Regions from separate parts of the Homo sapiens genome. Here region 1 is linked to region 2. A link is a loop called in an ENCODE intact Hi-C map of the cell type or tissue named here. Cell type or tissue: GM12878. All regions are shown on one strand. Links, peaks and the distances in the headings refer to the core of each region. The heading gives the core; the rest is flanking DNA. Region 1 has its middle 440 kb from the start of LINC01440. Region 2 has its middle 150 kb from the start of LINC01440.

Evidence for each region. Peaks named below come from ENCODE experiments on the same cell type or tissue, not always from the same donor. Only the 100,000 strongest peaks of a DNase experiment are listed, where the experiment ranks them.
Region 1: a loop joins it to region 2, with 2.9 times the contacts of the local background. A loop is called at or near these places in 1 of 110 quality-filtered maps.

What each region holds. Positions count from the first base shown.
Region 1 is chr20:54,978,450-54,983,834 of GRCh38, forward strand. No RefSeq gene overlaps it. Among named protein-coding and RNA genes, the nearest start is that of LINC01440, 440 kb to the right of the region's middle. In GM12878, for the core only: a CTCF peak has its summit at 2,105 (motif pointing right); DNase peaks (open chromatin) are centred at 2,215 and 5,132.
Region 2 is chr20:55,267,418-55,272,802 of GRCh38, forward strand. No RefSeq gene overlaps it. Among named protein-coding and RNA genes, the nearest start is that of LINC01440, 150 kb to the right of the region's middle. In GM12878, for the core only: no CTCF peak of the experiment used is centred there; a DNase peak (open chromatin) is centred at 2,661.

The DNA.
Region 1 (5,385 bases), core at 154-5,153, 290 kb before region 2:
CAGGCTTTATTCTAAGAAGCTTTGATTTCTTTTGGTAGAGAATGGTATTTAGAAACCAAGAACTGGACTCTAATTGTGCTGATTGGTTTTGAGTTATCAATATACTGGCTTTCTCAGAGAACACAGCTTGGGTATGTATATATATTTATAAAGTTTAATTAACTTTTCTCCCTTTTCATGTGTGTACACCCTTTCTCCAACAGTGTAAAAGTTGGTTACTGTTATACTTAGTATATTTACTCAGAGATCACTTGATTTCTGAGACTTTGTGCCAGGCCTCTACTGTCACTCTTACCTATAAGCACCCTCTTCACCTATTTCAAGCTCTTCTTCATCCAGTATTTATGAGCCACATTCAATGTGGCACTCACATTCCAAAGATAGTAGATAGAGAAGTGAACCAAATAAACATGGTCTCTGTTCCCATGAAGCCTGTCTTCTACCTGGAAAGCACTGAGATAGATTTGAATTTTAATTGTTTTTTTTTTTTTTTTTTTTTTTTTTTAGTGGTCACAAAACTTCATCAGGCAGTCACATAAACCATAAGGAGGTTAAAGGCAAACATATGCAGAAACATTTTAAACAGATTCACATGTAGGTCAACATTCATAGAGATTTTCCAGCAATAATGCTTTTCTAGAAAAGGTTTATTAAAGATATCAGTCAATTGTAAGAATTATGATCTATAAATGCTATTCATCACCACCTAGAATATATATCAGACATCAAAGTATTAACTTCTTTGAGTAATTTTTTTTCTAGTTAAATCTTCATTGTCAGACCTCACTTAGATGCAAATTCTTTAAGAGAAATCTTCCAGAGAAGCTTAAATTATAAAAGCCATATAAGTAGAAACACTGTATGTAAGTGGAAGTGGGGTCTAGGAAGCTTTCCCCACCTTCTTCCCCTTCTGTGCAATCCATGGAGCAACTCTGTAGAACACAGTTTGAAATCCTGGGCTACTTAAATGCCCTACTTTTTTTTTTTTTTAGCAAACCTGAAAAACTTCATTCCTTTATGTGGTCAAGAAATAATTACTATGCATCTTTTCTGTACCTAGTAATATACTAGGTGCCATAGAAAAAAGAACAGAAGCCTGGAAAGGTCCACTTTTATCTCACTGAGTTTGCAGACTTCTAGGAATAGAGGCAGCATACAAGTAAGCAAACACAAAGATATTTCCAGACTGATGTAAAACATGTGAAGAAAACCCATGAAGCTGCAAGGGAGCATTGTGGCAATCCTAAGCACTTTATAATAGCGTGGCTTGGAAGAACCTTCATAAAGTGGTGATACTGAAGCTGAGTCCTCGGTAATGTAGATCCAGGCATGAGAATGGTGGGCAAAAGTGATAAGATAATTTTAGACAGAGGGAACCGTGTGCATAAAGGAGCTGAGGCAGGAAGAAGCAGGCATATTCCTAAGAACCTTGCGGCCACTATAGTTGGGAACCATAGATCAAGGATAAGAGGATAAGTTAGTTAGGAAGAGGCCAGTTTTTGCAGGGCTTTGTTTAGGAGTTTAGATTTATTCTTAGACATGGGAAGTCGCTGTAGAATAATGATTGAATAAGGTGTTCGTCATATTTTGGCTACCTAGCAGCTCACCTTCTTCCTGTGTTTGGGAGGATTATCCACTGTATGAGTCCTGGGAATCACTGCTCACCCCCTGTCTCCTTCTCCTAGTGGAGTTCTTCTCTCTCAGGCACTTACAGTGAGAGAAGCATGGCACAAGATCAGGGCTTAGTCAGTCCTATGCCCCTTTCCAGAGCTTTGAACCTGGAGGAGAGTAAGGGAGCACAGCAGAGGAGAAAATTTCCTCCCACTGCACAGTCCTAATTAAATGGCTCTTCCTGGGCCATGGCAATGGGTCCTGTGGCTTGTCTTCCTTGGCAATGGGTCCTGTGCCTTGTCTTCCTTGGCAATAGGTCCTGTGGCTTGTCTGCCTTTGAGGCTTTATTTCTCCACCCTGGCTCCCCAGCCTTTCTGTCCATCTGGCAAGTGCTCAACATTCCTCTAACTAATTTTTCTGCATAAGTTACTATCTTGTATACAATCAAGAACTATGGCTGTTGAAAAAGATATCTCTGGCCACTAGATGGAGATAGAGAAGGCTAGAACAGAGGAAAAGGTGGCCTTGATTTGGGTAACAAGGTGATGATAATGGAGAAAATTCAGAGTAGAGATGAATACCCAAGAGTAGGTAAAAAAAAAAAGCCTCTCAGGTTGGGGAAGAAAACAGCTGTTAGTAAGGCCGTGAACTTTCCTTCACATGAGAATTCTGAAGCTAGCCTTTGGCTACAACCCAAAGTATACTGAATTAAGGTTTTGGTAAAAATAAAGCCACTGTTTAACAAGCTCCCTTACTTGCATTTTCAGTTATAGCAGATAGTGAGAAGCATATACGAAGTAGAAGTGAGGTGGGAAAAGTAGCACTGTTAGAGTCCATTGGTTCTTTTTACCTTTGCATCCTTTTTGAAAGCAACATTTTCATTCAGCTCAGCACAAAGATGCATGTTCAGAATCATAACCCTAGGCGAGCAGTTGTAAATACTCTGGAAGATGTGGTTTGTTTTTTGTTTTGTTTGTTTGGCTTGTGCCGCATTGAAAAATGAATTAGTTGTCAACATTAACAAATAGGAAGACTGGATTTTATTGCAAAAATGTTTAGCTTGGGCTGGGTGCAGTGGCTTATGCCTATAATCTCAGCACTTCGGGAGTTTGAGGCAGGAGGATCACTTTAGTCCAGGAGTTTGAGACCAGCCTGGACAGCATGGCAAAACCTAGTCTCAAAAAAAAAAAAAAAAAAAAAAACTTAGCTGGGCATAGCGGCCTGGGCCTGTAGTCCTAGCTACTCAAGAAGCTGAGGTGGGAGGATTGCTTGAGCCCCCGAGGTCGAGGCTGCAGTGAGCCGAGATCACAACAGTGCAATCTATCTTGGGTGACAGAGGGAGATCCTGTTTCAAAAAAAGTTTAGCTTTTCTGTAGAAGAATTTTGAGCAGCTCCTTCTAAAAAGGAAATGTACACCTCCATTTTGCCACAGTCACCACACTCCCTCTTGGCTCTCTTGGCAAATATTTGTGTTACTTGTTAACTCTCACGGGCATTTGATTTTGAAATTTCCTAAAGATACCAACAAAAGTTTGAATTCTGTTTCATGTATGTTTAAAAATATGAACATGAATGACAATATGAGGAATATTCCTATTAATGTCATTAAAATACTTACATGGTAGGAATTAAATCTCATTATCTGACTCTTTAATAATGAAGATGGAATCAAGCATTGTTCTATAGCCATATTTCCTGATAATTGTTTACTATAAGATATTTTTTGATAGTCTTATGAAACAAAGAGATGAGGATGGTATTATATAGGGCAAATTTTGGCTCAGGTAAACATGATTGTTTTTCTAATTTGGGAGGAAAATTCTTTTGTGAAAATAATCCAAGAGTTGCTTTGCCTTTTCTTCTCTCATGAATAGTTAACTTCCGAGGTACTTGGGATCTTCTTTTGAATTTTAATCTCTTTTCCTACTTTTCTGTACTTCTAGACATGTTCAAAGTCATATGAATTGTACAGATGTAAGACAAGTCTTAAAAAATCATAGAGAGTATCACAGGAAAGCATTATTGAAAAGACATTACTAGTAGATATTTGACTAACCATAGGGTTTTAAGTTGAAAATAAATTGGAGAACTTTTTGATCAACTTTTTCACTGGGCATTGGGGAATCTGAGACATTAATTTTTAAAAGACTTTACTACAACCAGAGATGACTTTATAGTGAGATTCAGAGAACATGCTACTGGATTTCAAGTTCAATTAGGATAAAATCTCAGTTCCAACTCGTGCATACAGTTCCTTTGTAATCTGTTTCTTGCCTGCCTCCCTGACTCTCACCTTTTTCTGACATGGCTCACTAAATTCAGCTCACACTTTTAGAACACACTGATGTGGGAGGCTAGGCTTAGAGTGAGGCAAGGGAAACATCACTTTACATTTTCTCCCTCACCCCACCTCCCACCTTAAGTTTCGTGCCCTGGTAAGGCACTCACCACAGGCACAAAATTTAAGGGGACACAAAAACATAGTAATCAAGAGAAATCACATTTAATATAGTATTAAAAAAATAAGTATCAATGCAAAAATATCTATGATGGACAACCTACCAACATTTTAAATACAGATCAGTGTTCTGTGTAGCCACAGTGGATCTTGAGGTGAAGGGAATTACATGTACCCATATTCAGGTTTTAATTTTTTATTTATTTATTTATTTTTTTGAGATGGAGTTTCGCTCTTGTCGTCCAGGGTGGAGTGCAATGATGTAATCTTGGCTCACTGCAACCTCCACCTCCCCAGTTCAAGGGATTCTCCTGCCTCAGTTTCCTGAGTAGCTGGGATTACAAATGCCTGCCACCACGCCCGGCTAATTTTTTGTAGTTTTACTAGAGACAGGGTTCACCATGTTAGCCAGGCTGGTCTCGAACTCCTGACCTCAGGTGATCCGCCCGCCTCGGTCTCTCTGGGATTACAGACGTGAGCCACTGTGCCCTGCCAATGTAGTTTTTAATCGTTATTTTTTTTTTCTGAAACATTGAAGTTGTGGAAAATATATTGAATAATTGAAAAGTGGGTGTATTAAAACGGATAACATTAATATAGGCTCAGATATCTTATACTAACAACAGAATTTATTACAATTTTAATTTCCTGGATTTAATGGAAGCAAACTTGTTGATACTATTCTAAAAAATAGCTCCCTTATTTATCTCATTTTCAACTGAGAGATTCACTATGACCATTTCTCTTGTCTAAGCGACCACCTTGAATAATCTTCAATAAAGTAAATTAAGTGTTAATATGGCCTCTGAGAAACAGCACACCCTTGCCCACCTAGGTTATAAACAAATTGAGGACAAAATGAAATGACGGAGTGATAGCTAAAGGTCAAAATATCACCTTGATTCCTACAGAGGCTGATTTGGAAGACTTGCTTGAGGCTTATTCAGACAAGAAAGCTTATTAGTTCTAAATCTCATGGTTGGGTAGACAAAACCAGCATATCAGGGCAGGGCTCCTTCTTCTCCTTCCCTAAGAGGGCAGAGCTGTCTCTGAAGAAGCAGAACTAGAGGCTACTCCCTTAGGGCATGGAGCTGGGTCCTGAGACAAAGGATGCAAATCAGTTAAACATGAACAGTTGTAGCAGGATGAGCCGCAGATAAAACCTCTCAGACACTGAGTTGTAGAAGGAAGGGCTTTATTCAACTGGGAGCATCGGCAAGCTGCTGCCTTAAAATCCGAGCTCCCCGAGTGCACAATTTCTGTCCCTTTTAAGGGCTCACAACACTAAAGATTTCACATGAAAAGGTCGTGATTGA
Region 2 (5,385 bases), core at 73-5,072:
TGGTGTTAGACAGCAACTTTTATTGATGCAGCAGTGCACAGAAGCAGCAGAGGTACTACTCTTTGAGGAGCAGGGTTACCCCATAGGTAGCGTGCCCAGAATAGCAGCTCAGGGGCAGATCTGTACTTGCTATTTATACCTGCTTTTAATTATATGCAAATTAGGAGTGGTTTATGCAGAAATTTCTAGGATGAGGGTGGTAACTTTTAGGTTGTGGGGTCGTTGCCATGGAAAGGGGCGGTAACATCCAGGTGTTGCCATGGTGATGGTAAGCCGACATGGCACACTGGTGAGCACCGCTTATGGAAAGCTGCTTTCAGTAAGGTTCTGCCCAGGACCTGTTTTTGCTGGTCTCTGGAGTCAAGTCCCTCCTACTATCTCAATTATAGCAAAATAGATCCAGGCAGGAGATCAACAGCATCTTCTACACAACCACAGCATGTTGACTTTGTTGTTGCTTGTATTTTGTTTTTTCTTCCATCAGTCTTTCTGGGCTGTGAGACCAGCCATGTTTCCAAAGCAATTTTCCCTTCAGAGTAAACAGGTAACAATTTGTAACTGATTCTTTTTAATTCACTCCTAAAATGGCTCAGCTTGCACTTGAAACATCAAGAAGCTTGAAACATCAAGAAGCTTGAAACAAAAAGGCATAATTACTCAGGTTAAAAATATAATTGATGATTTATTGTCTGCAAAGTTGGTTACCATACCCTGATACGGCATCTTGTGTTTATCAGTTCTGAGCACCTTTAAACAGCAGAGCAGAATTTCCCATTAAGGAAAAAAAATGTTGTTTTACATTTCCATGCTTCAGTTGAACTCCCCAAAGCCAGCCTTTAGGGGAAATGCATGCATACAATTGAGGGTGATGCTTAGACCCAAACTTTCAATTCAGCTGTGAAAGTCTGATTTAAGAGTGTCTCACATGGCATCTAAATTAGAAAGTCACTCAACCTCTCAGTCTTCTTGAAATAAGTGGGGGAGCCACTCTTTACAAACTGTAAAGCCTTGGAGAATAGGATTATAAAACAACAGAAACAATAACAATAGTTACTCATGAATTAATGCTTCCGTATGATTCAGGCACACTTCTAACAAGTTGCTGTAACTCATTGAATACTTTTTAAAAACCCTGTGAAGCACACATGCTTATTTTTTTTAACAGAAGAAGAAACTGAAGCACAAGGAGTTCCTATTAAGTGCACATTGCTGAAGATGCAGCGGACACGGTCTCTACTCTCGTGGAGCTAATTATGAAATTAAGATAAAATTCCAACTGCAATCATCACAGCAATGAAGACTTACAACAATTATGAGATTCCACAACAGTAGTATGTGATTAAGTTGTATCGGTCTCAGGAGACTGGTTTGAGATAAAGAGGAGAGAAAAAATAATATCCTGGGCAGAAGGAATCACAGATGCAAAGAACCTGTGGCCAAAGACATCATGTGGCTGGCTGGCAAGAGGAAGGGCCAGCCTGGAGAAAGAAGCTTCTGGAAGGTAGACAGGAGCCAGAACAAGCAGGACTTTGTAGCCTGTATTAAGAAGATTTGTGTTATCATTATAAGCAATGCAAACCCACTGAAGCAAAACCCAGATAAACATTGACTTAAATGCAATTAAAGGCAGGAGTGTAGTATTTGCCTAATTATAATAAGCCTTGGTTTTCAAAAGAGCCCTTTGTTTTGAGGATCACAAGTAGATTGAAAGAAGGACAGAATGAAATGAAGAATTATGAGATATTGCAGGAGACCAAGCTGAATGCTGATTTGTGACTTTGATTAGGATATTGCTGGAGATAGACGTCTATCTAGAAATATTTTTTTCAAAAAAGATAGATAGGAATTGGTGATGAATTGGATGTGGTTGGGGGTACTAGAAGGGAGTTGCCAAAAAGGGATGCTAAGGTTATTCCTAGGTTTCTGATTTGTACAACCGGAAAAATAATCATAACTTTCACTGAGAAGAGAGACATTGAATAAGGAGCAAGGGTAGGATCATGAGTTTTGCTCCAGGTGTTGAATTTGAGGTGCTTTTGAAAGACAAACAAGAGAAGACAAGCAGACAGTGGAATAATAAGTCTAAAGAGAGCTCTCAACTAGACATGGTCATCGAAGCCATAATTGTGAATGATGTTTACCTATGCATACATAGAGGAAGGGAAGACATAGAAACCAGCCTTCAGTATGCCGGTATTTAATGACTTAGTATATAAACCTCAGTAGATAATAGTTGTAGAAGGAAGAATTTCATTAATAAGTCAAATAAATATTGATATTCTTAGATTGTAATTGGAGCAGGATCAGCATTTGGCAAAATCATCAAATATTTATATAAACAAATGTAAACTAAAAATAAAAAAATTTGAAAATAATTGTTTCAAATATTGTATAAAGGTAGTTTCCCTTTATACAACTTCTTGCTTTGAAAAGGAGCTAACGGGAGAGAGCAGAAGAATTTATTTCATTCCCAAAGCAAAGGCAATATTTTTAGTAGAAAACAAAATTGTTCGCCTTCTTTTTTACTCTCCTTTAAAATATCCTTTTCCCACACTATTGCTGAAACACAAATTTCTCACCCAGCACCACCACCAGGAGGTCAACCACATCCTGTCTAATGATGATCAGTCTCTGACCAGTCATTTTTCCAAAAGTCCCAAGAGACCTCTGAAAAACATAATTGAAAACTCTAAATAAAGTGTAACTGTTAGGTTACCTATTAGAGCCAAAGAACCCAAGAGTGAGCTTACTAAATTCTCTTTGACTGACAGCAGGCAAGGACCTGAATGAACATGTCATTTGAAATACACAATAGCCTGAGGCTGCAAAGGAGAAAAAAATCCAAAACCAAAAAACACAAGAGCATCTCTAGCTCAGCTTGGTAATTGGGATTAATCTGTCACCAGAAAGCTTTTTCAGGTATAAGCTACCAGCTGTCCTTGAGCAACCAGGCCTGTGTCTTACCCAAACTTGCCCGTGACGTATCCTACCCTGTCTCCTATCAATGGAGACAGACCAGCTTCTTTTCTCTTGTTCACTTTGCTCATTGCAAATAGATAGGGTAGGAAAGCTGCAATTCACTGAAAATCATACTCAGCAGATAAAATCCATTGCACATTTGCTTTCTTTCAGATAAGCTCAAGAATATAGTGCTTTTTAAAATATTTTATTTTTTAAAAATAAACATGGCTAAAAACCTGAAACTCTTTTTTCAACAGAAGCTGAAACTTAAAAATGGAAACCTTAGGTCATTGGAGGAGAAAGAGTCTTGCTTATTTGTCCAGTTCAGCCACATTCTGCCTTGCAGAGTGGTTTCTAAGGTGTGTTATAGAGTGTATTCACCCCATGCCAATTACTTGTTAACCTTTTTTATTAACCATTCTCTCTGCTCATTAGGAGGTTAATTGGTATGGAAATCATCAATGTTCCCTGCTTTCTGGCTTACAGTTGAAGTCAGCTAATGGGAAGTGTCTAGCAGATCAGAAATGCACAGGGCATTTATTCCATTTTCCTGCTTTCTGGGTTTCTGTGGGCTGATGCATTCCTCTGTCACTTATCAGAGCTCCTGTCGGGCTCTTCTTCTCACATGGTCCTCTCTCTCTCAGGGGTTGGGAATCTTCCTCCAATTGCCCCATCAAGTCTATAGTGAAATGGAGAGCCTCTGCTGCTAGCCTCAGTGTGCTTCACTACCCATTGCCCTTCCTTTGTGGTTTTCCTACACTTTACCCACATCTTTGTATGTAGCCCCTTTATAAAATTGCATTAGTTTTCTGTGGATCCCTGACCCACCTGGGATAACACATACCACAACCGTATCACCAAGGTACTCCAAATCAAAAATGTAAGCCAGAAGCTGTAGAGACAAAATAAAATGCAATAGAAGGATTTGGATGTACAACAGTTAACTCAAGTTTAGTCACTGCTAAAATATCTTCCCAGGAAACAATGACCTTTCTTCTAGATACATTGGCCCCCAGTATGTTTGGCTGTGTTTCCAGCAGGTGTGTCTATATTGTGACCTTCCCCGGTCTGCTTCTCCCACATTCAAACTTAGCTAATTTGACCATGAACGGTCACATGATCTGATCAGTGTCACTTGAGTCCTTTTCCTGAGAACTTGGAGTGTGGACTGCAAAAGGTCAGACATTGAGCTGGGGTTAAGTAGAGAGCACAAATCACTAAAAAAAGAAAGAATGATGTAACAGAGCAGAAATCAGAGACAGAAACACAAGAGAGTAGTTCCAGGTTGCAAGCTCCTTCTGAGACTTAGCTCTATCTCTTTCTTGAACAGAGTTATTACTTTATATTTAAAGTAAAACTCTCCATTTTTATTTATTAGAGGAAGTTGGTTTCTGTTACCTGCAACTAAAAGAGTCCTAAATGATCCATTAGACAAAAAATGAGGCTTTTTATCCAGCAATAAAGCAGTACCTATGACTCTATTTTAGCATTGTCCAAGAGAATATTCTATGGTGATAGAAATGGACTGTAAATCTGCCCTGTCCACTGTCCAGACTGTGTGCAGTGGCTCATGCCTATAATCCCAGCACTTTGGGAGGATGAGGCAGGAGGACGGCTTGAGGCCAGGAGAAGTTTGAGATCAGCCAGGGCAATATAACAAGACCCCATTTCTATTAAGAAAAAAAAAAAAAACAAAAAAACAGAACAAGAAAACAAAGGAAATCTGCAGTACCCAATGCAGTAGCCCTGGAAATATGTGGATATTAAGCACTTAATATAGGCAGTGCAGATGAGAAACTGATTTTCTTAAATTTTAATTTATTTTGGTTTAAATAGCTGCATAAAGCTAGCAATGATTGTATTGAACAACTCAACTCTAGATTTTGATTTTGTTTTTTGTCTGATTCCTTGTGTTTTGTGTCTTCTCTATGAATTGCTTTTGCACCTTCTGCAAATATACTGAAAAATCCCCTACTCTTAGTTAAGCTGGAATATCACTGTAACCAAACATTAATTATTAGGTATTTATATCTATCCTGTGACTTTTAATGAGAAACTGGCCAACTTGAAATCTGTCCCATTATGATAATATCACTACATCACTGTCCAGCTCAACTCCTGTTACTCTTTAATCCTCACGCTTTGATCTTATTATGCCAAACTTACTGTAGTTTCCATAGTCTGTTGTGCTCTGTTATGCCCTCATGCCCTTGCATAAGTGATACCCTCATACATTCATTATGTATTTATTCTTTCTTTTATTCTTCCATCCATACATCTATTCATGCAACCATACAACAAATGTTTATTAGACAGGACAAATTTGGTACCAGAAAGATATATATAAGGTGCATATTTGTAAGTGAAATAGATTTACCACTTGGTGATCAGTAGGTGTCTTGGAAGGCACCTTGGAGTAATCAG